Linked DNA regions of Homo sapiens: regions 1, 2 and 4 are each linked to region 3. The links are chromatin loops, found by intact Hi-C in ENCODE. Cell type or tissue: HCT116. All regions are shown on one strand. Each heading gives the region's core, and the rest is flanking DNA. Links, peaks and the distances in the headings are about the cores only.

The links. A loop is a pair of places that touch in the nucleus more often than their neighbours do. Peaks named below come from ENCODE experiments on the same cell type or tissue, not always from the same donor. Only the 100,000 strongest peaks of a DNase experiment are listed, where the experiment ranks them.
Region 1: it touches region 3 in a loop (7-fold over the local background); 7 of 110 quality-filtered maps call a loop at or near these places.
Region 2: it touches region 3 in a loop (5-fold over the local background); 25 of 110 quality-filtered maps call a loop at or near these places.
Region 4: a loop joins it to region 3, with 11 times the contacts of the local background. A loop is called at or near these places in 5 of 110 quality-filtered maps.

What each region holds. Positions count from the first base shown.
Region 1 is chr10:124,214,511-124,222,222 of GRCh38, reverse strand. No RefSeq gene overlaps it. Among named protein-coding and RNA genes, the nearest start is that of CHST15, 120 kb to the right of the region's middle. RefSeq lists enhancers at 451-630, 641-740. In HCT116, for the core only: a CTCF peak has its summit at 3,712 (motif pointing right); a DNase peak (open chromatin) is centred at 3,762; H3K27me3 peaks cover 1,209 bases.
Region 2 is chr10:124,401,517-124,409,200 of GRCh38, reverse strand. It overlaps OAT (ornithine aminotransferase), which reads left to right. Exons shown (of 10, transcript NM_000274.4): 3 at 236-460; 4 at 564-659; 5 at 3,638-3,765; 6 at 5,281-5,403; 7 at 6,146-6,274; 8 at 7,362-7,475. Among named protein-coding and RNA genes, the nearest start is that of OAT, 14 kb to the left of the region's middle. RefSeq lists a silencer at 5,367-5,661 and enhancers at 5,367-5,661, 5,198-5,741. In HCT116, for the core only: a CTCF peak has its summit at 5,552 (motif pointing right); a DNase peak (open chromatin) is centred at 5,540; H3K27ac peaks cover 231 bases.
Region 3 is chr10:123,990,574-123,998,285 of GRCh38, reverse strand. It overlaps the pseudogene YBX2P1. Among named protein-coding and RNA genes, the nearest start is that of CHST15, 99 kb to the left of the region's middle. RefSeq lists enhancers at 2,556-3,118, 3,119-3,681. In HCT116, for the core only: CTCF peaks have their summits at 2,302 (motif pointing left) and 3,501 (motif pointing left); DNase peaks (open chromatin) are centred at 2,275, 2,965 and 3,495; H3K4me3 peaks cover 2,201 bases; H3K27ac peaks cover 1,646 bases.
Region 4 is chr10:124,527,938-124,535,649 of GRCh38, reverse strand. All of the region lies in intron 6 of LHPP (phospholysine phosphohistidine inorganic pyrophosphate phosphatase), which reads right to left. Among named protein-coding and RNA genes, the nearest start is that of LHPP, 70 kb to the right of the region's middle. RefSeq lists enhancers at 1,491-2,023, 2,024-2,557, 7,295-7,464, a silencer at 5,434-5,553 and a cis regulatory region at 7,379. In HCT116, for the core only: CTCF peaks have their summits at 3,172, 3,388 (motif pointing left) and 5,340 (motif pointing left); DNase peaks (open chromatin) are centred at 3,349 and 5,359.

The DNA.
Region 1 (7,712 bases), core at 1,305-6,304, 220 kb before region 3:
GGGCATGCCTCGGCGGAGAGGTGGAGGGGACAGCGAGCGGCAGTCCCCCTGCCTGCGCGGTCGGATGTATGTTCACTCCTACAGAAACCACATCACCAAGGGGGCTCTGGGGTTGAAATTCCTGAAGGAAACCAGAGATTGTTTTACAAAAATACCCTTTCAAAAATAGCAGCTGTTTTTACTTTGCTTCTGAAAGGCGGCGGAGGGCAGCTTCCTGATTTGGAAAGACAAATGTTTGTGCAGCCTGGGGAGTGAGGGGCTGGGCGACGGGGGGCTCTGGCCAGGGGCCCAGGGGCCCCTTGTGTTTTGGGAGGAGTCCTAGGGGACCATGTAGGTGTGGACATCCGACTCAACGTGCAGCCCTGGCAGTGTGCGGTAACCAGTGACACGTAGAATACTTTTTAAAAAAGTCCTTTCTGACCACATCCTCTGACCCTCGCACCTGGAAACTGGAAGAGAAACAGGCCCCTTTTTAACTGTTAGGTTTCCCTGGTCAGAAATGACTCATCTCGTTCTTTCTGGAGACTTGGAAGTTAGAATGTATGGAAGGATGAATGAAGCGCTGCTGACTTTGGGGGCTCCTCGAGAGGGAATGCCATGGTCCCCAGAGAGTGACTTGGTTGGTGATAGGGCCATGTGGTTCCTCTCTCCTCAGTGAGGGAAGCCTCCTCCTCTCCCTCCCACTGGGTAGCCACATGGTTAAGAGAGCTCCAGGCTCTCACAAGCTGAGGTGTGAGTCCCAGTCCTATTACTTCCTAGCCGTGAGGTCTTGGTCAGGGATAACTTATGCCCCCGGCCTCATTTCCTTTATCTGTAAAGTGGAAATGACAAGCATCCTGGCCTGATAGGGTGCTTGCCAGGAGGACACAAACACAGGCCTGGAAATCGCTCATTTCACCTCCCAGCAGCCCTGTGGGATGGTTACTCTGATTTTCCCCATGGGGAGAATGAAGCTCAGAAGGTTATGCTGGAGAACCACTGTGGGGGGCTCCATTCGTCTCCGCAGCCCCAGGTCTTCACCGCCCTCCTGAAGCCAGCATGTGGCCCCTACGTCACAGGTGGGAATGGCAGCTCTGAGCAGCCCAGGACACACTTAGGGCTGTGTGTCCTGGCAAGGAGCTGGAAGGGAGCCCTCTCCTTGGCTGGGCTCTCCCACAGGCACGATTATGACCGCAGGTTCCGGGGCCTGCCCTTCCTTCCAGATGCGCAGGTGCCAGGCTCCACGTGGTCAGCGGCGCTCCTCCATGAGCAGGGGGCTGGAGTGGATACTTTTCCTTCTCTTTTCTGCCTCTTCCAAAGCTTCTGCCTCAGACTACACTATATTGTGGTTAGAAAAACAAAAACAATAAATGTCATTTAGAAAAAATAGCACTTGCTAAGCACTTTTGCTTTCTGTTTGTGTTTGGGACTCACAGAAGTCAGTTTGGCATGAGGCTGCTGGGACTTTGGTGGGGGCTTCAGGCCACCACGTGGTAGGTGGGAGCCCCTGGGCTGCAGAAGCTGGGTGCAGGGCTGGCAGAGGGCGGAAGGGGGCCTTCCCCATCATGGATACGATCTGCAGAGATCTGCAGGGATCGAGCCTGCAGGGACCGAGAGGCACCCATGCCTCAGCAGGGAGTCAGGCGGGAAGCTCAGCATTTGTGTCTGTAATCCAGCTCCTTCTCTCCACTGTTTTTCTGGAATTATTCCCACCTCCTCCACTTTGTCTTTAGGGACACTGCTTCATCTCATCCCCTACTTCTGTTGGGGCTACTAAGTATAAAACCTTAACTCCTTGGTCAGAGATTGGGACATTTGACCTAACTCTTTTGCTTCTGTGGATATTTTGACCCCAAAGTCATTTTGAATGTCAGCATTTTAACCAGAATTACCCAACAGTGATGAGTTTTCATCTAGAAAGTATCAGAATTCCAGCGGGGACCCCATTAAGCTGATGTAATCCCTCTATCAATTTTCTATACAGCGCAGTTAAGCCATTCCTGATGTTTCCATTTCCATTTTGCTGAAATTATTTTCATAGGGATCAATTTTTTTTTTTTTTGCATTTAGAATCTTACAGCAGAGATTTGCTTCTTAAATCACTTTTCGTCCATATCAAACTACTAATCGCAGCTTCTACCATCACGAGCGGCCACGGGTTCCATCCAGTACTGTTTTCCTGGGTGAAGTCATAATTGGTGTTGTTTGAGTTGATGCATAAGGAAATAGCAATTTCTGTAAGGCAGGGAGATGGCGGGGGAGAAAGAGTGGAGGAGGGGCAGAGAGAAGGAGCAGGCGTCCCAGAGGGGGACAGGGAGGAGGACAGAAGGGTCCCTGGGCAGAAATTGGGTGGCCACTGACTGGAAGGATGCAGGAGGAGGGAGCAAAGGTCAAAGTGCCCACTTGGCCACAGGATCATCGCATGGCACCATCCTGGTCAAAGACTGCCCTCCTCCCCCTGTTCTGGTTCAGGGCATACTAGCCGGCACCAATGGGGCGGTGTGTTGTGACTAGGTACGTGGGATGGAAGATGAGACTAAGGGCCCACAGGCCAGCAAGTTCCTGGTACAGGAACAGAGCCTGTCCCCGTAGGAGGGTCAAGGAGCAGAGAATGAGGCATCAACAGACAGAAGGGTGGCTCCGGGCATCAGTCACTTCAGACCCTGGATCCAGCAGTGCCTGGGATGCACTCCCTAGGCCGCCCTTTATAGTAGCTTATGAAGGGCCCCCCTTTTTGGCCGAGGTAACTGATTTGGGTTTTTTTCATTTGCAACCAAACACCTCCTCCTGAATATCCCCCAGCTCTATGCTCTCAGGGCTGTGGCACCTGCCTGGCTCACATGTTGTTCTGATGTCCCTGCATGTCTGGGAAGACCCCCTTCTCCTCTTCTTGCAGCTGCTTCTGCTCGGGGTAGACACACCAGGGGTCCACTTGACATTCCTTCCTCAGATGTCTATTGCATGCTCCCCATGTTCAAGACGGCGTGCTGGGGCTGGTGCGGGGGGCATTCGGGACAGACTTCTGAAATCTCACTAAGCTTCAGTTGGCATTTCTGAAAACAGGTGCAATCACAACTGGTGATTGTGACTGTTGTGAGGACAGCAGAGCTCACGCTGGCATAGCGCATTGCCCCCGATCGCAGTGGACACTGCTAGCTCCTTACCGTTCGATTCTGAACGTTGGTCCTGGGAAAGGAGGCTCAACGTGGCTTGGATGGTCTCATTGCTCTCAGAGGTCAGTCAAGGAGGTAGAGATGTGAGATTGGCCCCCAGAGGAAGAATCCTTGAGTCAAGGAAGCTGAGAGGGGTCAGAATGCGGGGAGAAGCAGGCTGACCATGCAGTCTGCAAGCCCGCTGCAGTGGTGGGTGGCAGGTAGGCAGCCCTGTGGGGTGGGCGCTTCCTGGCTCCCTGTGGGCCTGGCGTGGTGCTCAGACACCACTCCACATGCTGTGTCTGTGTCTCGGATGCATATTGGAAGCCAAATCCTCGGAAATGGGCTGGCACCCATTTCTTTTGGCGCCTTCAGCCAGCGCATGTCAGACTGTTTTTTACGAGTTCAGAAAGGCGCCTTCTGTGGCATGCTGGGCGCTGGTTCTGGCTGAGACATGTATTAGAAACAGTGTGGGCTCCTCAGCAAGGCTGAGCCTGCCCCTGGCCCTCCGGCATTCCATGCAGCATTGCACAGGTCTGTGGGGGCCGCATCACATTCTGGGCCACCTGCTCATGGCAGCGAGTTAGCCTCTGGGTGGCGATGTGCAGCTCAAATGTGTGTTGGGACCTGGGAGTCAGGGAGCTGGGACAGGTGTTCCATGAACCAGTCAGTTAACACTGAAACATGATCTTATATTTGGAAATCCAAGAAAATTCTATTGTAATAAAACAAAAAGAGTAAAGCTTGAAAAATTGCCCTGGCTGCAGACAGGCATAAATGATGGTGCTTTCTCATGGATAGAGGAGGGTGGCAGAAACACAGCTGGGGTAGGACATGCCACTGTTGAAGGCTGTCACTCCTCACGGCTCCAGTCTGCTTCCCCTGGATCAGCCCTGACCTGATGCAGGTCAGCTGTCTCATTCCATATCCTCAGGCAGCAGAGTTGGAACCTTGTGTCAGAAGTGTTCCTCTACCACAAAGGGCACCTGTTATGTTATAGAGAACAGGCTGTGGGGATGGCAGAGGTTGCATAACCCACATCTGTTTCCCAAGTTGCCAAAACATACCAGGGAGGGGAGGAGGCTAGGGCTTCTAGAGTAGGAACTCAGAGCTTTCCCCTCTCAGGGGCCAATCTCACATCATTACCTCCTTGACTGTCCTCTGAGAGTGATGAGACCATTGAAGCCACCTTGAGCCACCTTCACTAAGACCAACCTAGGAGCTCTAGAAGGGACCAGTGTGGGGCAGAGAACTCCACTGTGAGGTTCCTGGAAAACCTGTCATCTTTCCTTGAGCTTTGGGCTGAGTCCTTAGGACCTGGGTGGTTCTCTCAGAGGCAGCCAGAAGCCCTGGGCCCTGGTGCTCAGCTCTGTCCAAGTGAGTGTGAACAGGGTACCCAAGTCAGAAGACGTGGTCTGAGTCGCAGTTGTGTTGTTAGCTGTGTGACCTTGGGCAACTCAACCTCTCTGAGTCCCAGCTTCCATCTTTACAAAGTGGGCATGGCGATTTCTCCCTTCTTCCTCTTGTTAGCATTGAGAGTGTTCCTGTTTCCTTCCCCTGATAAGATTGTAAGCAGTGCCTATATCTCAAAGATCCTCCACTAAAACCAACACAAATACTAACCATCTGTTGGGAACGTTTGTGTGCATATCAGCGTTCAAATGCATTTACATGTGTCCTCTCCATGGGTCCTCCCAACCTGCAGGGACAGGTACTGTTTGGATTCTCATTTCACAGAAGGGGCAACTGAGGCAGAGAGGCAGCACCATGGGCCGAGGCATCTCAGCTACGAGAGGAAGTGCTAAGTGTCTGAACGTGGGCAGCATGGCTGCGAGTCTGTGCTGATGAGCGCGGCACCACTTGCTCCCCAATGAGAGGTCCACAGTCAGTGGTGACAGAGGGCAGTGCCTGACTGGTTCCTGGACTGCTCGCTCTTCAACTGTGAGATTGGAAAGGGACCCTGGCTGACACTCTGAATCCAGCAACTTGCTGCGGGTGGGGAGTTGGCTGTGTTTTCCTGGCTGCACTTCCCCTTTGGCTTCCCTCGGACCCTTCCCTGCTGGCTTTTCGATCTATTTGTTTTCTGTTTCATGGAAAGAAGTTTCTTGTTGAGGAAAGTGAGGCAGGAGGCGACTCGTCTGAGGTCACGTGGCTCATGGCCGCCAAGAGGAACTTGGATCAGATGGTGGCCAGTGCCCTCCCAGCTCCAGGTCGCATAAATGGGTGGCCCTGCAGAAGTAGCTTTTTAAAGATGCAATGGGATAGCATATTAAAGATGCAATGGAAGGGGGAGGGAAGAGGAGAGAAAGAACAAGAGAGAGGGAAGGGGACTCTGGTTTTTCTGTTTTGGAGTGAAATAAAACCTCTGTAGACTTTGCATCAATGTGTTGTCTGTTCTTGTTGTGGTCCCAACTTTGGAGAAGTCAGTCTGGCAAACAGGCTTGCTCAGGATGAATAAGGGAAGGGCAAACAAAATGAGAAGGCCGCCTGTCAGCCTCAGGAAAAGAGCCCAGCAAGGGACCAAAGATGGTCCAGCAGCCTCTGCACCCTTCCTGCCTCTGTGCCTCGCTGGCAGGAGTGTAGGGGGACAGATAGAACCCTGGGCATCCTGGGGAGGGGTGGCGGGGCAGGTGGTTTCATCTGGGACATTCAAAGGGAGCCGTGCACCATAAGCTATTGAGATCTGCTCCTGCCCACACTGGCAGTGGTTAGCATGGGGGCCTCGGGGCCAGGCAGCCTGGGTTTGAAACTCGGCTTATTCACTGGCTGTGAGATCTTGGGAAAGTTACTTACCCACTCTGTGCCTCAGTTTCCCCTGGTGAGAAGCAATGACCTCATAGGGTTGTTGTCAGGTTAAATGAGATAGGTTAGCTATTATTAAGATTAATATTATCAATAGCTTTAATTATAGCTGTCAGTTATATACATGGATTGTTCGAGCCTTGTTTCTGAGTTAATGCATTCGAGATATGTGACAATCAAAAACACTTGCAAATTGTATGCATGTGATTCCTTGCTGGGGCACTGGATGATGGCAGGGAGGACCGAGTGACAAGAAGTGCACAGTCACAGTGAATCCTAGTCCTACCGCTCGCTCCCAGGTGGCCTTCAGCAGTCACCCCACCGATTTGACTTGCCGCATCTAGAGAGTGGGAATGTATTGGTTAGAAATGCTTTTCACATGGGCTTGGTGGCTCACGCCTGTAATCCCAGCACTTTGGGAGGCCGAGGCAAGTGGATCACTTGAGGCCGGGAGTTTGAGATCAGCTTGGCCAACATGGCGAAACCCCATCTCTACTAAAAATACAAAAATTAGCCGAGTGTGGTGGCGTGTGCCTCAGTCCCGGCTGCTTGGGAGGCTGAGGTCGAAGAATCACTTGAGCGCGGAAGGTGGAGATTGCCGTAAGCTGGGATCATGTCACTGCACTCCACTGGGTGACAGAGAGAGACTCCATCTCAAAAAAAAAAAAAGAAAAAAAACCCAAAAAAACAAAAACAAAAACTGCTTTTCACTAGGGGTAACAGAACACTCAGCTGGCATAGGTGTGAAGTTTATTTTAAAACATTCACCTAGCGAGAAATCCAGAGCAGCAGGTCTGGGGTTCTTGCAATGGCCCATCAGGTCTTCCCCACAGGGCTCAGACTCCTTCTGTCTTTTCCCCGTCCACCATTTTTAGCATGTTGGGTCTGTCCTCATGCTGCCTCATGGCCTCAAAATGACTGCTCTACTTCCAGCATCTCATCTATGTTCCAGTTAGAAAGAAGAATAAGCAACTCTGCTCAGGAAGGAGGGGGGACTTCCCTAGGGCCTTTGGCTTACATCTTCTTGGCCAGAATCATGATGGATGATCACCCCAATTTCAACAACATCTGGACAATGGACCCCTTAGAGTCTTTAGCAGAGGAAGGCCAGGGAAGGCGGTTGTGGATGCCTTCCAGGCAGCAAATCCACAGGGCTCGCCATGAGGCTTTGGGGAAGAAATATGTAAAATGCTTACCCTAGGGTCTGACATAGATTAAGTACCCAAGGAAGTGAACACTTTATCTTTATTAGGGAAGTCAGGTAAGGAATGAATTTAAAAAGGGAAGGATTAATGTCTTACAGTGCGAACTGGTCCTTAATAAATGAATTTCCTTCTTGTTCTTCTCTTGGCCTCCATTAGCCCGGTTGGGTTGGCCTCATGTCCCCCCATCTCAGACAAAGCTCCCACTGAAGTCACCAGCGCGGGGGCCACTCTGAGAACCCCTACGCCACCCATGGTCTCTCTCTGCAGACTGGGGGCTTTGTGCTGTCTGGGGAAACTTGGCTATGCCCACCAGTTACAAAACAACTGGAGAGTGTGTTCAGCCAGTGCAGTGCTGTAGCACCCTCAATCTCAGCAGTCCTGGTTAACCCTCCTCTTCCTGCTCTGCCTGGACTCAATTGAGGATTTCGCTGCTGAGGCCCTGAGATGTACAGCTTAGCCTCCGGACTTCTCCAGAAAGATACAGTTCTGTTCTGTGTCGCTTTATTGTTCAGTGTATTTTTAAAAATGTGTTCCTCTGAATAAAATGCAGAATTCATGATACTTTATTAACTAG
Region 2 (7,684 bases), core at 2,671-7,670, 410 kb before region 3:
TGTGTTATTTTTGTTAAATGTGTGTTTTGAAGCTGGGCAGATAAAATACAATTCTTAGTAATTCCTTACAAACCAAAGTTTATTATGCCTGAGCTAAAACAAGCTTTAACTACAAATATGTATTAAATAGAGGTTCATATATAGGCATTCAGAGGGCTTGCTAGCACTCTTAATTTTTGGACTTTATGCCGTATAGTAATTGTCTAAAATTATTTTCCTTTCTTATGTATTTTAGGTATTTACTTATGGGATGTAGAAGGCAGAAAATATTTTGACTTCCTGAGTTCTTACAGTGCTGTCAACCAAGGGCATTGTCACCCCAAGATTGTGAATGCTCTGAAGAGTCAAGTGGACAAATTGACCTTAACATCTAGAGCTTTCTATAATAACGTACTTGGTGAATATGAGGAGTATATTACTAAACTTTTCAACTACCACAAAGTTCTTCCTATGAATACAGGTAAAACATTTCCTTTTTTTGTTAAATACCCTCAAAAATAATCTTTTTATTTTTTGATAGTTTAACATTTTAAAAAAATCTGAACATTTTTCTCTCCTGATAGGAGTGGAGGCTGGAGAGACTGCCTGTAAACTAGCTCGTAAGTGGGGCTATACCGTGAAGGGCATTCAGAAATACAAAGCAAAGATTGTTTTTGCAGGTATGTGAAATTAAATATTAACTTCTATGATTGAAACATACAATATAATTTACTGTGGCCAGGCATGGTGGCTCATGCCTGTAATCCTAGCATTTTGGGAGGCCAAGGCAGGAGGAGTCTTTGAGCCCTGGAGTTCAAGACCAGCCTTCTGGGCAACATAGGGAGACCCTGTCTCTATTTAAAAAAAAAAAAAAAAAATATATATATATATATATATATATATACACACACACACACACACACACACACACACACACTTATATATTTTATATATAAAAAACATATATATATGTGTAAATTTACTGTTTTAATTTGCTGATGAAATACTTGTAATATGTTTTGCCTGGTACATGATACGTATTTGCTGAATGTTTCATAAAAATTTATGAGGGATTTCCTCTTCTTGGGATTATTTCTTCATATATGAGATTTTTCTTTCTGAACTCCATATTCCTCTCATTTGCCTGTCAGATTTTTTTCATAGCAGTTATCCAGTTAATTAGATAGTCTCACTGGTGGAGGGTTTGTGTTGGGTGCTGGGGTTGGGTGAAGTTAGTGTGGGGCCATGGCCTACATAGACTGTGGTTTGAATCTTGATATTGGAGGTCCTGTTGTGCCATGTTCCACTTAGAAGCTGTTGAAAAGAGGAGGCTTGGAGTTGCCCTTGTTAGGTTTCTGGGACTGGATGAAAGGAATAACTTGAATTTTGGTTAGGGAGACTAGCAATTAGTTGAGAAGATGTAGTTTGACTGTTGGGTTCTTTATATGATATTCAAATGAGAGGTTCTGACTTGTTTTTTAAGCTTTATTTTTTTAAAAAACAAGTATGTGTACATTTGTCACTATAATGGTCAAAGTTCATTCTTGTGATAGTTGAAATCATTAAATATTCTGCCTTGTGAACACATGCAGTTAAATGATAAACCCCATAACATAATAGAATCCAGAGTTCAACCGAAGGCCAGAGGTGATTGGTATTTGAGGGGACAGATTGGTATTCCCAAAGAAGAAATCTTAGCAAAACTCTGTAACTTGCCATTTAAAAATCTTGTGCTTTCGTTGTAGGACAACATAACTGTCTCTTGCAAACAAAAATGGTGTTTCTGGTGATTTTCATTCTTATAGACTGTGTCCAGTCTCTTTCTTAATAGCAAAGGGTGCAAAGATGTTTTCACCTGAGTATTGAAAGAAGCTGGTGAGTCAGTGGGGTGGAGAGACAGAGGAAGACTGTCCCTAACTGTAAGTCCCTTATACCTGCAGGGTAAGTGACTGAGGATGAGGTTCCTGAGGCTAGGCAGGGGAGAGCAAATAGGCTTATGGTCTAATCAGTGCATTTCTTCTTAAACAAACCTAGTCAAAATCAATGTGCTATTTTTTGTGGACAAGTGAAAGAAGAGATTACTTGTGGGTAAGGGATGCTGGTGAAAGAGGCTTTGCAAGAATAGTATTTAGAAACGAGATGAAGCCAAAATACGATAATCCAGCACTGATTAATGGAGTTGCTGCTGGCAGAAGTGGTGAGAAGATAAAAACATGATGTCACAAACTCCCAACCTCTCTGTTATTTTACATGGTGTCTTTCCTTCTTGAATGTCATCCTCTCTGAAATTATCTAGCTCACTTGCTTTACTGGTTTATGTCAGGTGTTTTCTCCCTGCTAGAAAGGAAGCTCCCTGAGGATAGGGATCTTGCCAGTTGTGATCATGATCTATTTCCCAACTTTTTTTTTTTTTTTTTTTGAGACAGAGTTTCACTCTTGTCACCTAGTCTGCAGTCTGGCTCACTGTAACCTCTGCCTCCAGGGTTCAAGTGATTCTCCTGCCTCAGCCTCCTGTGTAGCTGGGATTACAGGCGCCCACCACCACGCCCAGCTAATTTTTGTATTTTTAGTAGAGACAGGGTTTTGCCATGTTAACCAGGCTGGTCTTGAACTCCTGACCTCATGTGTTCTGCCTGCCTCGGCCTCCCAAAGTGCTGGGATTGCAGGCGTGAGCCACTGCACCCGGCTTCCCCAACATCTTTATTATTATTATTATTATTATTTTTATTTTTTGAGACAGTCTTGCTCTGTCACCCAGGCCGGAATGCAGTGGTGCGATCTCAGCTCACAGCAACCTCTGCTTCCTGGGTTCAAGCGATTCTTGTGTCTTAGCCTGCTGAGTAGCTGGGACTACAGGTGTGCACTACCATGCCTGGCTAATTTTTGTATTTTTAGTAGAGATGGGGTTTCACCATGTTGGCCAGGCTGGTCTTGAACTCCTGACCTCAGGCGATCTGCCCACCTTGGCCTCCCAAAGTGCAGGGATTACATAAGTGAGCCACTGTGCCTGGTCTATTCCCCAACATCTAAAACAATGCCTGACATAGTAGATCCTCAGTCACCTTTATTAATGGATAAAAAATATTCCAGCAGAAAGGGAGACGTCTGTCATTTAGCATCATAAAGGATTATAATATCAAGGAAGGTAAAATGGAAACGTGTTTGGATTGCTTGAGGATCTTTTCTCCAAATGAAATTGGAAATGCATTCTGTTGTTAGCCTGCAGTATTGGAGTTTTGAAAGGAAAACCGCTAATTGTCTATGAAGGATATTCTTTCTCATATCACTATCATAAATGCACCTTCTCTAGAAAACATGCATTCAAGACCTCAATTGTTAGGGCTTGGTTTTGGGTTGGGGATTATTGAAAGAAAAGTAAGTTATCTATCTTCAGGGGCTATATATTCCAGTCAAGAGGCTCAGTAGAGAGAAATGCCTAAAATAGGAATTACAAGGCCAGACTTAGTGGCCTTGTGTCATAGGAGCCATGGTGTTTAATATCAGACTTTGTTTTAACAATTGAAAGCCCACCGAAGGTGCACTAAAGCAAGCCCTTGATTTATTTTTTGAGTCAAACTTCTTGTGGTGTTTTGCGGGGATAGTGCTTATTGAATTTTGGGTTTCTTTGAAATAATCACTGTTTGTTTCCCCTTTGTAGCTGGGAACTTCTGGGGTAGGACGTTGTCTGCTATCTCCAGTTCCACAGACCCAACCAGTTACGATGGTTTTGGACCATTTATGCCGGGATTCGACATCATTCCCTATAATGATCTGCCCGCACTGGAGGTATTTCACTAGCATCATAGTGCTCAGCTCATTGGGAATAGAAATTAAAGCTGTTGAATATATGAATTAAAAGTACATTATATGACAGTAATGCAAATTTATCTCACTTAAGTTAAGCCACGATTTCAGACTTGTTCTCAGTAGCGATCAATTAGTTTCCAACACAGAGAAAGCTGAGTTCTGTGATCTACTCTGTACAGCCAGCCAACTACTTTAGATGTGTGTCCTTCATAACAGTTAACTTCGGTATACCTGCTTACTTACTAGGTAAAATTTCTGTTTTTAGCTAGCTTTTTAAAATTATGAAGTGGAAGACTTTTTAAGAAAGCCTTAAGTTGGCTTTAAAAGGCTATTTACTTTAGATTTAATTTAAGTAATTAATTTCTTTTTTTGAGACAGAGTCTCACTCTGTCACCTAGGCTGGAGCGCAGTGGCACAATCTCGTCTCACTGCAAACTCCGCTTCCTGGGTTCAAGTGATCCTCCTGCCTCAGCCTCCCAAGTAGCTGGAACCACAGGCACACACCACCACACCCAACTAACTTTTCTATTTTCTTTAGAGACATGGTTTCGCCACGTTGGCCAGGCTGGTCTCGAACACTTGACCTCAAGTGATCTGCCCACCTTGGCCTCCCAAGGTGCTGGGGTGACAGGCATGAGCCACTGTGCCCAGCCAGATTTAATTTAGGTACATTTGTGTATTAGAAAACAGGCTGGGCATGGTGGTACATGCCTGTAATCCCAGTGCTTTGGGAGGCCAGGGCTGGAGGAGCACTTTGTGTTCAGGAGTTCAAGACCAGCCTGGGCAGCATAGGGAGAGCCTGTCTCTACAAAAAAATTTAAAAATCAAGGTCAGGCGCGGTGACTCACGCCTGTAATCGCAGCACTTTGGGAGGCCGAGGCAGGCAGATTGCTTGAGGTCAGGAGTCGAGACCAGCCTGGCCAACAGTGAAACCAGAGACAGTGGTGAAACCCTGTCTCTACTAAAAATACAAAAAAAAATTAGCTGGGCGTGGTGCTGTGCGCCTGTAATCCCAGCTACTTGGGAGGCTGAGGCAGGAGAATTGCTGGAACCCAGGAGGCAGAGGCTGCAGTAAGCCAAGATCGTGCCACTGCACTCCAGCCTGGGTGACAGAGTGAGACTCCATCTCCAAAAAAAAAAAAATGAAAATAAATAAAAAATTAGCTGGGCATGGTGCGCAGCTACTTGGCAGGCTGAGGCAGGAGGATCACCTTGAGCCCAGGAGTTCGAGACTTTAGTGGGCCATGTTTGTGCTGCTATACTCCAGCCTGGGCAACAGAATGAGGCAAAAAAGGAAATGTAGGCTAGTGTAACTTAAAGGTGAGGTATTTGGAGCTTCTGATAATTGAATGGCAGTGAATTTGAAGTCAGAATTTACGTTAGTGCGAAAACTTGATTTGCATACTTAATGTAAAATATGTGTGGTATATGCTTTCAGATTTCCAAGTGTGGTAGAAAGGAAGTTATTAAAACTTATTCCTGTTTCTTCTGTAGCGTGCTCTTCAGGATCCAAATGTGGCTGCGTTCATGGTAGAACCAATTCAGGGTGAAGCAGGCGTTGTTGTTCCGGATCCAGGTTACCTAATGGGAGTGCGAGAGCTCTGCACCAGGCACCAGGTTGTCACGTTAGCTGTTTGTGATAAGGCTGAATGTCGAGTTAGCTGTTTGTGATGAGGCTGAATGGGCTCCTCCCCAACTCCTCTCTGAATTCTGCTGATTGGATAAATGCAAAGATTAAATTACTTTCCACTAGAGGGCGATGGCATTCTAAGAGCTTAAGTACTTCCTAGTGCTTAGAAACCTGCACAGAAGCAGACTTTTTCCTGTCTCTGGCCTTGTCCTGGGCCCTGTGCAGAACTGCAGACCTGGTCTTAACAGCGTTTCCTTCCTCGCTGCTCTAAGAGCCTTTCACTCTGAGCCCCCGCAAGCCCTTTGTTGTATTCTCTCCTCCTTTCCCCCAGGGCTAATAGTAGTATATTTTGTTTACCATTTGAGAGTTTCTGTCACATATTAAATGCTTGTGGAATAAACAAATGAATTAATTTGTTCCCAGAGGGTAGTTAGGTCCAGAAAAGCCATACAAAACCCTCACCTTTGCATCAGCACCTTTTCACTATGTAGAGCAGGGCAGAATGGGCCTCTAGGGAGATAGTGGCCTGACAAAGGAAATAGTTGGTGAGTCTACAAGATTCTTATAGGATACTCTTGAAATTGTGTGCAGTTAAAACATTTTTACAAATTTGAGGGCACATCAGAATTACACATTTATTGTTGGTGGGGGGACAGTGAAATAAGGATGGCTATTTTCCCTGTGGAAACGAAAGTGATCACTAATAGGGGTATTTTTTTTCCCCAATAGGTTCTCTTTATTGCTGATGAAATACAGACAGGATTGGCCAGAACTGGTAGATGGCTGGCTGTTGATTATGAAAATGTCAGACCTGATATAGTCCTCCTTGGAAAGGCCCTTTCTGGGGGCTTATACCCTGTAAGTTTCATGTTCCCCCTCTTTCCATTTCCTACTCTTGTAAAATATACCCCTAAAGTATTTATACATCAACTGATTGTGACAACAATGCTTTCAGATTGTTTGATTTTACCAAGTGTGCTGCAGGCCACCCGGAATATCTGTAATAAAAACATTTAAGGGACCAGTGTGTGACCCACTTACTTATTGCCTGAAGAATTGAGTGTGCCTTGGAATTTGCTATGACATTGGATTTGGGTGGAAACAGTTTACCCCCAAAGGACTCCTGTAGACTCCTGTCCTTTTTTCCAGTGTTCAGAAACATGGCATATTACTAATTGTTTAAAACCATGACTGGTGAACAAAGAGACTGAGAAAAATTAATGTTTGTTGTAGTTCATGTCTTGGGTTTGCCTTTCAGAGCCAGTAATTGTTACTACATCAGAGGTCTCTGAAGTATAGATGTTTTTGCTGAATAGACAAAACTTTTGCTAAAAAGAATGCTCAGCTTTGTTTTTTAAGCATTTAAACAAAGCATTTCATCTCGACGTTGGAAGTGATTGTGAAATTATATCATTGCAGAAATAGCTTTTCTCTTTTAGTTGCAAAATTATATTGTTTTGTGCCATTGAAGTGTACCTAAAGTATTTGTAATGTTTTAGGGTATGACTAAGTCATTAGGTTGTTACTGGTAGTTAGGTTGGCAGATGTAAACTCTTTCGTTGAAGTCATTAAGTATCAGTTTCTTGGCCGGGTGTGGTGGCTTATGCCTGCAATCCCAGCACTTTGGGAGGCCGAGGCAGGCAGATCACCTGAGGTCATGAGTTCGAGACCAGCCTGGCCAACATGGTGAAACTATATCTCTACTAAAACTACAAAATAAATAAATAAATAAATAACATGTGTGGTGTGGTGGTGGGCACCTGTAATCCTAGCTACTTGGGAGGCTGAGGCAGGAGAATTGCTTGAGTCCAGGAGGCAGAGATTGCAGTGAGCTGAGATCACGCCACTGCACTCAAGCCTGGGTGACAGCGAGACTCTGGGGAAAAGGATGCTTAGTAGAATGCTTAGTGCTGAGAAATGACATGGTGAATTGACTGTCTTTCAGGTGTCTGCAGTGCTGTGTGATGATGACATCATGCTGACCATTAAGCCAGGGGAGCATGGGTCCACATACGGTGGCAATCCACTAGGCTGCCGAGTGGCCATCGCAGCCCTTGAGGTAAAGACTGATACAGCCACACAGTGTCTATTCTTTAAAGCAATGTTGAAGTGATTTTTAATTTGGGCCCACTGGTATAATAAAAAATTCAATAAGAATGCCAAATATTAGAAAACATGAAGTATAGAGGAAAAATTTTAGGAACAAGATATTCTCAAAAAGTAATTTAAACTTGGCCTAGTAGACTGGATTTCCTCCGTGGGCTTCCT
Region 3 (7,712 bases), core at 1,173-6,172:
CTGAGCAGAGGAATTATTGGTTAGCGCAGGGATTTAGGTCATTAATTTGGAGCAGGTAGAAGTGCCTGGAAATGGAAGGACTAAGGCTGAGGCTTCTATGGTCCAAGTGAGTGATCACAGGGGCTGGGAGTAGGAAGCACGGCTGAAGGGCCATCTCAAAGGCACTGTACCAATGGGATGGTGACATCACTACTGACGGCACCCACAGAGCTGGGGTATATGTATGCTTATGTGTAACTTCCCATTTTACAGAAAAGGAAGCTGGGGCTCAGGGAGGTTAGGTGACTGCTCCAAGGTCACACACTTAGTACTGGACCCAGTGTTGGAACCCACCAAATCTGACCCATCTTGTGCTTGTCACTAACTGAAGGATGTGGCAGGCAATGGAGGCAAGGTCAAAGGCAAAGTCAAGCCCCAAATGGTCAAAGACAAGGATTAGACTTGGAGCTGGTGTCCAGCCTGAGGGTGGAGGGGTGAGGGACATTTACCGTAGCAGGGGAAGGCTGGGTCGAGTCAACGTTCTTGCAACATCCGTAATTGCAGCGTTAGCTGGGCAAGTTAGATGGGTGGGGAAGTCCTACTTAACCACATAGACATTTCTTAAACATTTTATTTTTACTTCAAATATGTGAAGTACAGCACATCTATTTGTCTGCCTTTTGGTATGGAGCCAAAACCTTTTCTCTGAGCATGAGCCCACTGATTGGAGCTCTGGGTCATCTCTGTGGCAGAAACCACAGAGCAGTGAATCAGCACTGATTTCTGGTTTCAGTGTTTCTAAAGGGACATGAGAACTGGAAGGCGCTTGCAAGGCAATCTCGAGGCAGAGTCCTTCATTATTTGTGTGATTATTTTCCCCAAATCATTACCCTCATCTGTGCTGGGACTTTCCAAAGCTTCCAGCCTAGCATTCAGGGAGCAGCTCCCTTTCTGCATTAATATTTCATCAGCTTCCCTCAGTGGCTCTCCGAGAGTGGCCCAGGGACCACTTGCGACCCTTTCAGGGAATCCAAAGTCCAAATTCTTTTCACGGTCAAACTGAGATGTTGTTTGCCCTTGATGCTCTCATTTTCTCCAGAAGGTACAAATAAAGATTTTCAGAGCCCCCAGCCCCCAGCCCTGGCCTCTGACAGCCGACGGAATGCGTGCTTGTGTGTCTCTGTGCTTTGAAAGTCTCTCATCTTTAATTTTGAAGATAGTCAATATCAATCAATGCAAGCCACTGAAACAAAAGCTGTTTGGGATCTTCAATGATTTTTAAGAGTATAAAGGAATCTTTAAACAGTTTGAGGCTGGGCATGGTGGCTCACACCTTTAATCCCAGCATTTTAGGAGGCCGAGGCAGGAGGATCCCTTGACCCCAGGAGTTTGAGACCAGCCTGGGCAAGATGGTGAGACCCTGTCTCTACAAAGTAGGTAAGTAAGTAAGTAAGTAAATAAATAAATAAATAAATAAAAATTAGCAGAATGTGGTGGCACACACCTGTGGTCCCAGCTACTTGGGAGGCCGAGGTGGGAGGATCACTTAAGCACCAAAATTTGAAGCAGCAGTGAGCTGTGATCATGCCACTGCACTCCAGCCTGGGGGACAGAGCAAGACCCCACCTCTGAAAACAAACAAACAAACCCAACTAGTTTGAAAACTTGCTAGCTTATATGATATTTAATTAACCTGTGCCTTCATAATATCAAGAACAGCTGGCATGAAAAAGGCTCGGGGGCAAACACAATTGACTTGTGGTAAATACAAGATCAGCTGGAGGGTGTTTTGCCAAACGGCTGAAAGCCAGGAGAGCTGAGCACGCCCAGGATGTCTAGGGGACATGGACACACCTGTCACCTGCAATGGCCAGATGAGAGGCCATCCATGGTAAAGGGGATGAAAACGGTCATAACAGGGCCAGCTATGATTGAACACAGGGTGAGTGCCACGCCCTGTGCTGGGGCGTCTCCTCGTGTCTCATTAGATCCTCACTGCAACCCCAGGAGGAGGTTTTATCTTTATTCTGGTTCCGCCATTATAAAGGTGGGAGAATTGGGGCTCAGTCCCCTCAGCTAGTAAGGAGAAGAGCTGGTCCTTGATCTCAGGTCTGCTGGTCCCCAGAGCTCGAGTCCCAGCTTCAGCTTCTCAACTCTGAGTCTCTGAAAAGGGTTTCCAAGGAGGCGGTGGAACCGTGTGGACTCAATGACTTCAGACATGGTCTGGGGCTGGGAGGCCAGACCGAGCTGCTGCAGGTAGGGAGGGCTGAGGTCAGGGTTGGGTGCCATCTTCAGGTTGTGGAAGCAACAGCAATGCCAGGACAGCAGGGCCTCCTCCTCCCCTGCGACCCACTGTGTGCCCAGACTCCCAGGGACAGAAACTCCGTCCTGGGCTCCACCGCTGCCTTCACTGCATCCCCTCCCTGTCCCACATCCCCCTGCAGGCCAGAGCCGAGCTGAGTGTGCTGCTGGCCATGGGGCTCTTCGCAGGCGCTGTTGAGCAGATGGGACCGGCTGTGCCCTGGGCCCTTCCACCTCACAGGCTGACGCTTGCTCAGAGCCCAGGAACCTCGAGCCGCCCCAGACGCGGCCAATTCTGAGGTCAATACGGGGCCCCGGTGGCCAGGGGCTCCAGCAGCTGAAGGTTCGAGTCACGGTGGAGGAATGGGGCGTGGCTGCTCTCTTCCCCAGGGTTGGGCTCCCGGCCGCGGAGGGGCAGCTGGCTCGTGCCCCAGTGGCGGGGGAGACTATTTGCTTACTCCCACCTCCACATGAGATAATCAGGAGGTCTCCTGCCATACTCTGCGCTTTCAGCATAATGGAATTCAGGAAAATTCCTGGGCCGAGCCACCCCGCAATTCTAAAGGCAGAGACCTGGGCAGCCTGCAAGGACCTCGGGATATGGGTACACTTCCTATCCCCGCTATCTTCCTACTTCTCCTAAGAAACCACTTGCCTCCCGGGACCCCAGGCCTCTGCCTCCTGCCTTTGCCCACGAGGTGACTCCACCAGGAGTGCCCACCCCCACATTGTTCAACTGAGTCCGCCTCTTACCCCACCCCAAGGCCAAGTTCAAGTGCTGCTGCTTCCTCCATGATGGCTGCCCGGATTCCTCCATCCCTATCCCCAGATATGCAGCAGTGGAGCGATGTTCCTGATGCGGAGGCAGTGGATGTCTGGAGAGAGAACCGAACTGGGGGGCCAGAGAAAGAGCTGGACGATCTTAAGCAAGCAATTTAACCTCTCTGAGCCTCAGTTTCCCCAGCCTCTGAACGGGGTGAGAATACGGAGGATTTCAAGGGGCCCTTATAGATCTGCCTCTTTATTGCCTTTTGAAAACTCGCCACTTTCCCCAAGCTGATTGAATTCCTGAGGCGTTTTGCAGAGGAGCTGCGGGAAGGGTGTGGAAGGGGGCGGGTCCGGGAGTGGCAGCCCCGTCCCCACGCCCCTGGGGTTCTGCGGACCAGCTCACTGGAGACCAGGAGGCGCTAAAAGGCAGCCCTGCGCTGCCCCCTGGTGGCCGATGTGGACACTGCAGCCAGGAAGCCTTTCCCTCCCGGCCTTCCGGAGACAGGCTGCCGGCTGGACACTCCCCTGGCTTCGCGGCTCACCTCTCACCTGGCTAGGGAACTCCTGACACCAAGGGGGACCCCGGGATGAGGGCGTTGGAGGGTGAAAGACTGGGTCTCAGCTCAGCCAATCAAGAGCGTAGTTCTGAAGAAGCCCAGTTGCGGGAAAGGAGTGAATGTGGCGGCCCCCAGAGGTGCGCCCAGCTGCTCCTCCGTCTGTGGGCTTTTCCCACGGCCTTCTCAGGAGCGCCGCCCAGCAGCTCCGCTGGAAGTGGTAGGTGCGCAGACACCTCCTCCCCACCCTTCTGCCCTCCTAGTCCTTCCACCCTGGGACAGTTGCCCCTTCCCAACCCTCTCTTCTGAACCCTTACAAAACCTTGTCCTGAGCCAGCTGTACTTTGTTCTCAAGCCCCCTCCTAGGACTGTGGACGGTTGAGGAGGGCCTCGGAAGGAGCCACCACTATCCCCAGGGAGGCCTTGGAAGTGGGCGTGATAGTGATGGGGAGTTCCTGGAGCAGGATCAGGGGCCTGTCTGCAAACACACCAGGGTCCTATCCTTTTTCACCATTGCCTGCCTCTGCCTTCTCCACTTCTCCCCAGCATTCTGTCTTCCCTGGCCTCTCCCGTCTCCTCTCTGCCTCTCTTCTCTCCTTAAGCCTTGCGTCTGTGTCCTCGTAGTCCTATGCAGGCAGGCTCTGCTTATCCCTGTTCCCTGAACCATTCTATTCCTAGATGGAACAGGATGGAACAGGTCCAGGGGCCGCTGGGCTCCGACACCCCTGGCCCTATTCCCAGGGCCTCCCTGTGTTATCTGAGCACCTTCCCAGCCTTAGTTCAACACGCTGAGGTCTGGGATTTCCATCTTGGACCCAGGTGCTCATCCTGCTTGGCCCTGACCTTCCCCTCCCCTGTCCACTTTGCCTTTGAGTCCTTTCTGCCCTCTCGTCTCCTTTACTTGCTTTCTCTCTCCTCCTCTCCATTTGCTCTCGCCCCTCCGGCAGTGAAGGAGATTTACTGGGCTGGGCTAGGGCTGGGGTTGGGGTTCCAAGGGACAGAGGGTCTGGATAATAAGCCGCTACTGTGCAGGCTTAGGAGTGTCCGCAGCCTCAATGAAAAGCCGAGATAACGCAGATAAATCCACATGCCCTGCTCTGCCTAAAAGACACACTTAGAAGATCCAATCTGTGACGCTTGGCTGCACTTTTTTTTTTTTTAAATTTTACTTTAAGTTCTGGGATACATGTGCAGAACATGAAGGTTTGTCACATAGGTATACATGTGCCATGGTGGTTTGCTGCACCTATCAAACTGGTATCTAGGTTTTCAGCTCTGCATGCATTAGGTATTTGTACTAATGCTGTCCCTCCCCTAGACCCCACCCTCCAACAGGTCCCGGTGTGTGATGTTCCCCTCCCTGTGTCCATGTGTTCTCATTGTTCAACTCCCACTTATGAGTGAGAACATGCTGTGTTTGGTTTTCTGTTCCTGTGTTAGTTTGCTGAGAATGGTGGCTTCCAGCTTCATCCATGTCCCTGCAAAGGACATGAACTCATCCTTTTTTACGGCCGCATAGAATTCTGTGGTGTATATGTGCCACATTTTCTTTATCCAGTCTATCATTGATGGGCATTTGGGTTGGTTCCAAGTCTTTGCTATTGTGAATAGTGCTGCAGTAAACATATGTGTGCATACGTCTTTATAGTAGAATGATTTATAATCCTTTGGGTATATACCCAGTAATAGGATTGCTGGGTCAAATGGTATTTCTGGTTCTAGATCCTTGAGGAATCACCACACTATCTTCCACAATGGTTGAACTAATTTACACTATCACCAACAGTGTAAAAGCGTTCCTATTTCTCCACAGCCTCGCCAGCATCTGTTATTTCCTTACTTTTTAATGATCGCCATTCTAACTGGCATGAGATGGTATCTCATTGTGGTTTTGATTTGCATTTCTCTAATGATCAGTGATAATGAGCTTTTTTTCATATGTTTGTTGGCTGCATAAATGTCTTCATTCTTTTTTATTATTTATTATTTTTAATTTTTTTAAAAAATAATTTCCTTGGCTGGGCTTGGTATCACTGTCCCCACCTTCCATGGTAGGCTGCTGGGGTGGCCTGGGGCGTAAAGGCCTTAGGTACCTGGGCCGGAATCTGGGCGGGGGGACCCACTCATCTCCCTGCTGTTGGTGCCCCTCCAATGGGGCTGTCTGTTTGGTTCTACCCCATCAGTGCCCTCTATAGGCTGCTGCTGGTTGGGGGGCCGGGGGCCTCGCACAAACCGCCGTAGGTAGAAGGGTGGGGGGCGCCATCGTCTGGGCCGCTGCCCAGAGTCTTCGGCCCGCTCCCCTTCGCCGCCAGGTTCTGTCCCCCGAGAGGGGATCTCTGCCACCATGGGTGGTGGGGCAACTGAGGGAGGCCGGGGATGAATCAGCGGAACCTACGTCGGTTGGGGGCATAACGGTGCCCTTCATGGGCACCCCCGCCGCCCTGGGCCCAGTTACATTAGTGGCTTCTGCGCCCTTCTCTCCTTCCACGACATCAAATTCCACAGTCTCCCCATCTCTAACGCTGCGCAGAAACTTCCTGGGGTTGTTTCTTTTAACAGCTGTCCAGTGAACGAAGACATCTTCCTTGGCGTCATTCCTGTTGGTGAATCCGTAACCACTCCGGACGTTGAACCGTTTGGCAGTGCCCAGGCAGGACTCGGGTTGCCAGCACCGGCTTGTCCGCCTGACTCCGGGCGGGGGTTCCCGAGGCCGCCGTCGCCGGGTTGCCAGGGGTGCGGGGGCCCGGCGCCGAGGGGGTCCCAGCAGCGGGGTCCAAGGCGGCTGCGTCCCCGCCGCAGCCGCCCGCCCCGCCGCCTGCTTTCTGCGGCTCCCCTGCGGGCACCGGTACCACCACCGCTACCACCCCTGCCACCGTCGCGGGCACCGTCGCCGCGGGGACCGCTGTCGCCACCGCTGCCGCCTCCACCTCGCTCATCCCGCCGGGTCCAGTACCGGCCCCCGCCGCCACCGCCTCCTCCGCCGCCGCCGCCACCGCCCCGGCCCCTCCCCCCGGCTGGCGAACCCGCTGCGCTGCGCGATCCTCGCGCCCCGAGCCTCGCCCGGACGCCCAATGTCTTCATTCTTAATTGCTGCACTTCTTTTTTTTTTTTTTTTTTTTTTTTTTTTGAGATGGAGTCTCGCTCTGTCGCCCAGGCTGGAGTGAAATGGCTGATCTCGGCACACTGCAACCTCCACCTCTCGGAGTCAAGTGATTCTCCTGCCTCAGCCTCCCAAGTAGCTGGGATTACAGGCGTGTGCCACAACGCCCGGCTAATTTTTGTATTTTTAGTAGGACGAGGTTTCACCATGTTGGTCAGGCTGGTCTCAAACTCCTGACCTCAAGTGATCCTCCCGTCTTGGCCTCCCGAAGTGCTGAGATTACAGGCATGAGCCATCATGCCCGGCCTGCACTTCTTAATCGCTCCCTTTCCCCAGTCCCTCAAGCCCATGCTTGTTCACGTATCACAGCCCCTCACCAACCAGTGGCTATGCCTCTTGGAACACGGGGCCCTCTCAGCCCATGCACCAGAAGAGGGAACTACCATTGCCTTAGCTGAGAAGCGACCCATTTAAGTCCACTCACATTTCAGTTGCCAGAACTCGATCTGTGTCCCCATCCAGCTGTGAGACGGCCAGTCTGCCTTGGCCTGGATGGAGAGATGCTGTCAGGAACCTGCGCTGTCTTGCATTTCACTGAGGACTCCTATGAGACTCTGCAAGGAGAAAAACCATATGATCGTCTCAATCAACGTCAACAAAAGGATTTGACTAAAGGTAACATCCCTTCATGATGAAAATCACCAACAAATTAGGTGTGAAAAGGAACATATCTCAACACAATAAAGGACATATATGACAAACCCACAGCTAATATCATATTGAATAAAAAAAAGCTGAAAGCTTTTCCTCTAAAATCTGGAATAAGACAAGGATGCCCACTTTCACCACTTGTATTCAACATAGTACTGGAAGTCCCTGCCACAGCAATTAGGTAAGAGAAAGAAATAGAGAGCATCCAAATTGGAAAGAAAGAAGTCAAATTTTCTCTGTCTGCTGATGACGTGATCTTCTAAAGTCTTCACCAAAAAAACCGTTAGAATTCATAAGTT
Region 4 (7,712 bases), core at 1,503-6,502, 540 kb before region 3:
AATCACTTGAGGCCAGGAGTTTAAGACCAGCTTGGGCAACATAGCAACAGCTTTGTCTCTACAAAAAAAAAAAAAATGTTTTTTTAATTAGCCAGGCATTGTGGCATGTGCCTATAGTCCCGGCTACTTGGGAGGCTGAGATGCGAGAATCTCATCAGAAGTCGAGGCTGCAGTGAGCTATGATTGCACCACTGCACTCCAGCCTGGGTGACAGAGCAAGACCATGTCTTAAAAATAAAATAAAAGCAAACCACAGGACTAACTTAAAGCTGTGTGGAAACAAATGGAACTGACAGTAACCACCACATGTGGCAGAGTGGTTCAGAGCATAGATGACGGAGTTCGACTCCCAGGGTTCAAAGGCTGTGTGACCTTAGGCAAGTTACTTAACCTCTCTGCAAAGTGAGGACGATGTCAGTTCTCTCTCATACAGGCGTCTGGTGGGTAAACAAGCTCATGGAACAATTTCTGGTGGAGTGGGTCCTGCATCTGTCACTGTTGCGATCAGTGTTTTCCCAACAACCTTAGGAAGAAGACATGTTGCTATCGCCACACACAGTGGCAACGCTGAGGCACAGAGAAGTTAAGTAACCACCTATGGCCACACAATCGAGAGAGGTTTCACCCCTAGGCCACAGCCCGGGTGCCTGCGTGCTGTAACAATAGGCGCCGAGGACCCAGGAAGGAATGTTTCCCATGGCGAAATCTTTCAGATGGAGTCCAGGACACCTGAGAAAATACCAGATTCCATTGCTCTTTCTTTCCCTTTCCTTTCCAGGCCTAGAACTACTTGTAAGGCCTCACTGCTACTTTATACGGTCAGGTCAACAAGATCCTCTCCACCTCGTGTCAGCCAAAGCCACACCACCGACAGCGCCAGCCTGGGGAGCACCCCCCTCGCCGCAGCAGGGCCCCAGCCCGAAGCCCCGAGAGCGCATAGGAACCTGCCAGGCACCGGGCGGGAAGGACGGGCGCTCACAGCGGTCTCGCCTGTCTCCCGGGGGCCTCACTGGGCCTCAGAGCTTCCTGCAAGGCCCCTCACGTGATCCGCTTTTACAGACAGGGAAGGAAGCATGCAGGGGTGAAGTGGCCCAGGCAGGTCAATGGTTAGGTCGTGGGTCTGAGATCTCATCCCCTGCCCTTGACCCCAAAGCCCAGGCCTTTCCCCGGCCCTAGGCCAGGGCTGGTCAGGCTGAGAGCCTCCGGACCTCCCGTCTAAGCCGTCCTCGGCCTCCGACGTGCCGGTGCTGCCCTCTTCCTGCCGTTGGCTCTCTGCAGAGTCACAGATACAGGAGACTAACAAAACAAACTAAAAGACAAGCTACCTGCCCTGCTGCGGTAGAGAAAGACAATCCAGCATCTGCCTCCAGCTGCTGAGCTCCCCAGCACCGGAGGAAAGACGGCCATGCCAAATTCCCGGCATGGGCCGCCAAGCCTATGACATGCAGGGCGTCTTCTCTGCAATTGTGGGTGGCCCATGCAGAGAGACTCTCCTGCGTCACACTCACTTATCACGCCTAGGGCCTCTGAGGGGTTTCCAACACAGCAAAGGGCTCTGCTTTGCCTGGCCCACTGCCCCCAAGCTCCCCACCCCAGGCCCCCTGCATCCCCCGCCCCAATCCCCAAACTCTGCCGTTAGAGCCTGCATGGGCAGGGCATCGACCAGGGCAGATGTGGTCCCTGCCAACCCAATGAGCCTCGACTCATGGGAAAGCCCTGAGCCCCTGTGTCACTCCCTATGCCTCAGCCCCTGCATTCCATATCCCACTGAGTCCTCCTCGCGCACCCCTGAGTCACTCCAGGCACACACTTGGGGTCTGGCCCTGGGCTGGGGCCCTCTGCAGCGTGGGACCCTTCAGGCCACATGGTCTTGTTCATCTCATCACCCTGCACACTGCGGAGCACACGGCAAGTGCCTGCAAAGCTGGGCTGTGTCTTGGATATAGTGCGGGTGGCAGAAGCGGGCCACCTGGGTGAGGACGGGGGGTTTGTCCACTCACACGGGGGTAAGGGAGGACAGAGGCAGGGAAGAGCCATCTCCTCCTCGCCATGCAGTAGGCCTTGACCTTTACTTATTTAAATGAAAAGTCAACGTTTCCAATCAAGCGCCTATCCTTCTGGGAGGGGCTGGTCCCCAAGGCGTGCCACACTCTGTCCGGGTGACACTGACTGCCACAAGGTCATCGGAAGTAAGGGAAGCCTCCAGGCTGTGCTTGGGCAGACGCTCTCCCCTCCCCATCCGAGGACACAAACTTTTGGGTGACATGGTCCATCCAACCCCCCACGCCCCTGCCGCCCCCAACTCTGCACAAAGTGAAGGCAGGAAGCCGCTCTGGGGGGTGCATTTTGCAAATCAGAGCACATGGTCCCTGGGCGAGTTTTCCAAGCCAAGCAGTCTCCCTCAATGGTCTCAGTTTATGGCCCTGTGGTTCTATCCAGAAGTGTTGGCCTGGCTGAATCTGCCCTCAGGAATATCTCAGATGCCTGCAGAGGCCAGGCTGACAACCCCAGGCCGTGATGCACCCAGCATTCCACTCCCATTGCTTCCCTGAACTACCTCCTGCAGCCATGTATTAATGGAGCTCCTGTAATAAAGGTGCTGAGGATACCTGGGAAGTAAGTCCAAAATAAGTCCATTTTACAGATGAGAAAACTGAGGCTCAGTGGTCTTCCTGCCAGCAAGCAGTGGGGCAAAGATTTGAGCCTGGGCTTCTTCTCATTTCCAAAGTACAAGTCCCAGCCCAGTCGAGCACCTGAACATCCCAGAATGCCCCTTCCTCGGGACACTTTGCCACCACATAGCTAATCTTCCATAGGGGCCATAGGGACAGTTGGGACAGACATGCTGGCACTGTCCTGCTACACCCTTACCAGCTGGGTGATGCTGGGTGAGTCTGCAGCTTCCCTGGAAAACAGAGAAGACTTTCTATGCCTACCCAAGAGGCTTGGAAGAGAACCACAAATGCAGAAATGGCCTGGGAAGCTGAAAAGGTTTCTCCCAATAGGGAGGATTGTTGTTATTCAGTTTAACAAACGCAGAGTGTCCACCACAGGCAAGGTCAGGGACTTGGCTCTACATGGGATAGAGCGATAAGCAGATGGAGAGAGAATGAGGAAGCCAGGCTTCTCCCTGCTGTGGAAGGAAGGCATGAACGTGTAAAGGCATGAGGTGAGAAGGAACCCTGTGCTGCTGGACTGGAATCGGAGGCACTGCTGTGAGCTCGGGCTTTTGGGCAGGTCCAGGTGGGTAGGGTAAGCATGGACGCATGTGTGTGTCACACCTGCATACCATGCGCATCTTTCCTACCTCTGTCCACCGCCAGGGCCTGAGCAGCAATGCCCAGAGACAACACAAGCACACCTGGGGCCCTGGGCTGAGATTCTAAACAGTGCCCTCCACTGGAAGGAACTGGGGCTCCTTGGAGAAATGGCCGATTCCAGGGCTGAAGCAAAGACTGAACAAATGAACCTGAAACATCTTTTTGGGCCAAAATGCAAGGAAGGGCTCAAAGAACGGTGAGGATGTGCCGAAAGGTCACAGGGCCAGCCTGAAGGGGCTGCCAGTGCCTGCGTCGGGGACCATCTGAATATCCCAGTGATGACGGTTAACAGACGATAACCCACTGAATTACATAGGAAGCCACGAGCCCACACTGGCATACATCAATCAGTGGAAAGAAGAGAACATCTTTCCTTAAAGTAAAACACCAGGAGTAAATACAAGGAAGAATGATGGAGTTATTTGGCGACCATCATAGAAATCATTCATTCAAACAAGAAATACTAAGGGACACTAAAACTGGCAGATGAAAGTGGGACATCGCATCACCTCAAAGCATCTCCCCACAAATACGTATCAATCACAAAGGGGAAAAACACATTATGTGGTTGCCATTAAACAAGAGGTCAAGGTTAACATCAGCAATATTTGGGCAAACCAACATTACATGCCTATGAGAACAAGCACAGCACCACTTCTAAGCAATGCTAGCCCCAAACGCGTAACTTGGGTTGTATCATGAGAAAACACCACACAAAATGACTGTCTCGTAATCTTCAAAACTGGCAATCTGTGAGAACTGAGGCGAGGACAGGGAAGTGCTCCAGGACGGAGTCCAGAGAGACCAGAGAGAGCTGCCTGGCCCCGGACTGGGTCTTCCCCTCTCTAGAGGAGTTCATGGAATGATTGGCAAAGCTTGAATGGGGTCTGTCTCTGGGAGAAGGGTGTATGGAATTTCTTTCTATTCTGGAAATCTGAAAAATTATTTGAAAATGAGAAGGCTGCGGGAACTCCAGGGAGTGCCAGGTAATTCTTCTGGAGGTGAGACTGTGTTTTGGGTACAACAGAAACGAGCTTGACATGGCAGCCAGCCCACACCCCAGCTTGCACGGGATTAGCACATGACCTTGAGACGGGGTGTGGGGTTGGAGGGCAGCGGATCCCTCAGGCCCTTGCAATTGGGAGGACTCTGGAATTCCATCACCAGGGAAGGCCTTGAGGATATGGCAGGATCCAGGCAGGCCAAAGAAGAGGTGGTGGGACAGGTGAAGGGCGCAGACAGCATGCATAAAGGCTCCAGGTGGGACTGGCAGGAGGGGAGCTTGGCGGGTGGGCGTGTCCTCATCCCAGGGACCTGGCCTCTCCAAACTCGCAGGGAACACTGGGAGGCCCCCAATGCCCAGAGCGTGTTCTTAGGCCTCTCTCTGACAAGGTGCCAGGGAGACAAGAAGGACGGGCTGGTGAGGCTGATGAGGCTACCTTGGCCGCTCTGCCTGCTTCAGGCCCAGGGAATCCAGGGCTGCAGGAGACTCTGATGGTGGCCCTCGGCCCTGTGCGCTGTGGTGTTCTCCATGCTCATCGTCTGCACCCGTGAAGGGTGGCAGAGGAGAGGGTCAGTGTCCTGAGGAATGGGCAGGCTTGTGGAAGCCTGGCTAAAGCAAGCCCGTGGTTCTTGGAGCTGGGGCCCCAGGGCCCCGAGAGGCAGAGGGCACACAGGGCATGGGGGTGGTGCGGCATCTGGGAGGGAATGAGTGGGGTGTGAGCAGGCCCACATGTGTGGCCTGGGGCGTGGGGGGGTCTGGGCGTGAGTGTATGTATATGTGTGTGTGTGTGTGTGTGTGCATGCACTATGAGGCCAGCATGAGAGTGGGCACCTGTGGATGTGTGGCCTGGGCCTGAGAACCTGTGGGGCCTGGCGTGCGCACATGTGGATGCGGGATCGTGTGGGTATGGGGGCCCCTCGTGAGCACACGTGGGCCCGGGTGAGTGTATGTAGCTGTGCGTGCATCGGCCCTGGCTCCAGCAGGCCCGGCCTGTCCCATCCCTGGCAGCAAGGCGCCCTCTTGTGGCCCGAGCAGGTGGCGTGGGGAGGAGGAAATGAGAGTGAACCCTGAGAGGTCCACCAGGCTGGGACGCAGGAGGGGTGGGGCGGGAGGCAGGAGGCGGCAGGCAGGATGCCAGGTGGGCATGCAAGAAGGCCGGATGCACACTGCCCTGGGGGCCTGGGGATCCTTGCTGGCCCCTGCCCACCGCTCCTGGCTTCACCAGGTTCCTCCCTCCCCGCATTGGGGTGTCCTCTCTGATGCAGGGCAGACGGGCTTGGACGGCCTCATGGGATGCATGCGGGTGGCCTGGGCCCTGTGGCAAGGCACCTCTCCAGCCGCCCCCACTTGGGACCACACTGCCAAAGACCAGCATGCCATGTCTGCCCCTCACACCGCATCTGCAGGGCTGATTCCCCACACCCCTTCCCCGCTGGGGCAGCTGGGATCCTGCCCTCCCACAGGCAAAGAGAGTGCGTGGGTGCATGTGCGCATGTGTGTGTGTGTGTGTGTGCGTGTGTGTGTGTGTGTATGTGCATGAGCTGGTGTCTAGGACCCGCATGTGAGTGTGGGATGAAATGAGGCCATCTCTGCATGGCTCCAGGGAGAGGGGATGCTGGGACAGAGTGCAGGGCGTGGCCCCTCGTCCTCCCCCTCACGGATGGCTGTGGCCCAGGATGTTGAGTCTACAGTCATGGAGCCCCTGGCCCTCAGCTCCTGGATTAAACCCTTGGAAAGTGTAGAGCACTCCTCTGCACAAATTTTTGCTCAGTAATGAGGACAGACATGGGGGATGCCACAGTCGGAGAGCAGCCTCAGTGCCACTGACAGGGCTGGCTGGGAGGTTCCTCACCAGGAGGCCTATTTTCAGCAACTTTCACTCACCCATGAGAAGGGGGAGCCCTGGTCAGGTGGGAGCTGTGTGGGCTGCTCGTGAGTGGTGGGTGCATGGGTTGGTTTCTGTTTTTAATAACCCCGCACTTTCAGGTGGTTTTCCTTAAGAATCCCCCAACACCTGTAATCCCAGCACTTTGGGAGGCCGAGGTGGGCAGATCACGAGGTCAGGAGATTGAGACCATCCTGGCTAACACAGTGAAACCCCGTCTCTACTAAAAATACAAAAAAATTAGCTGGGCATGGTAGTGGTGGGTGCCTGTAGTCCCAGCTATTCAGGAGGCTGAGGCAGGAGAATGGCATGAACCCGGGAGGCGGAGCTTACAGTGAGCCGAGATCACACCACTGCACTCCAGCCTGGGCGACAGAGCAAGACTCTGTCTCAAAAAAAAAAAAAAAAAAAAAAAGAATCCCCCAAATTCACAAACCCAGGGCAGGGGCGATTGTGCCATAAAAAATAACTCTTATTCTTACAAAAGTGTTATGTGGTGGCCCCAGGGCCACTCCAGGGGACCAACAGAGCAGAGATCCCTGACGCTGGGAGGCCAGCTGGGCATCAGGAGAGGGGCTTGAACCTCCCTCCCTAGAAGGAAGAACAGCCCTAGAGGGCAGGGGACACCTGCCACATTCACTCGATCCCCCACATCCTCAACAGCGCCTGGCCATAGTAGGTGCTTGGTAAATATCTACGGGGACCAGGGGACTAACAGAGGACAGGGTTGGGCCTCCTCCCGTGGGCAGTGGGGACCATAGAGATTTTAAAGGCAGTGGGGAAGGCCAGGCACTGTGGCTCACGCCTCTAATCCCAGCACTTTAGGAGGCTGAGGTGGGCAGATCACCTGAGGTCAGGAGTTCAAGACCAGCCTGGCCAACATGGCGAAACCCCGTCTCTAGTGGAAATACAAAAATTAGCCGGGTGTGGTGGCAGACATCTGTATTCCCAGCTACTTGGAAGGCTGAGGCAGGAGAATCCCTTGAACCCGGGAGGCGGAGGTTGCAATGAGCCAAGATCGCACCATTGCACTCCAGCCTGGGCAACAGAGCAAGACTCCGTTTCAAAAAAAAATAAAATAATAAATAAATAAATAAAGGCAGTGGGGAAGGTCAAGTCTACCCTAGAAAGCCACCATGACCATGTGGTGGACCACACCCACGGGGTGGACAGAACCCCAGAGTCAGTGTACGTCCCACCAGCCTGGTCTAGCAGGACAGACCAAATGGGAACCGTTAGGGAAATATGCCATACGGGAGCCACCACCATGGCGGGCCCTCACTCTAGGGGCCGAGCTTAACCCTCCCCTGTTCAGCCCACACAGCTGGGGCTCAGCCCCACTTGACACATGAGGAAACCCAGAGCCAAGCAAGGCAAAAAGATCATGCTCAAGCCGGGTAATCCCAGCACTTTGGGAGGCCAAGGCGGGGAGATCACTTGAGCCCAGGAGGCTGGGCAACACAGGGAGACTCCATCTTTATAAAAAATTTAAAAATTAGTTGGG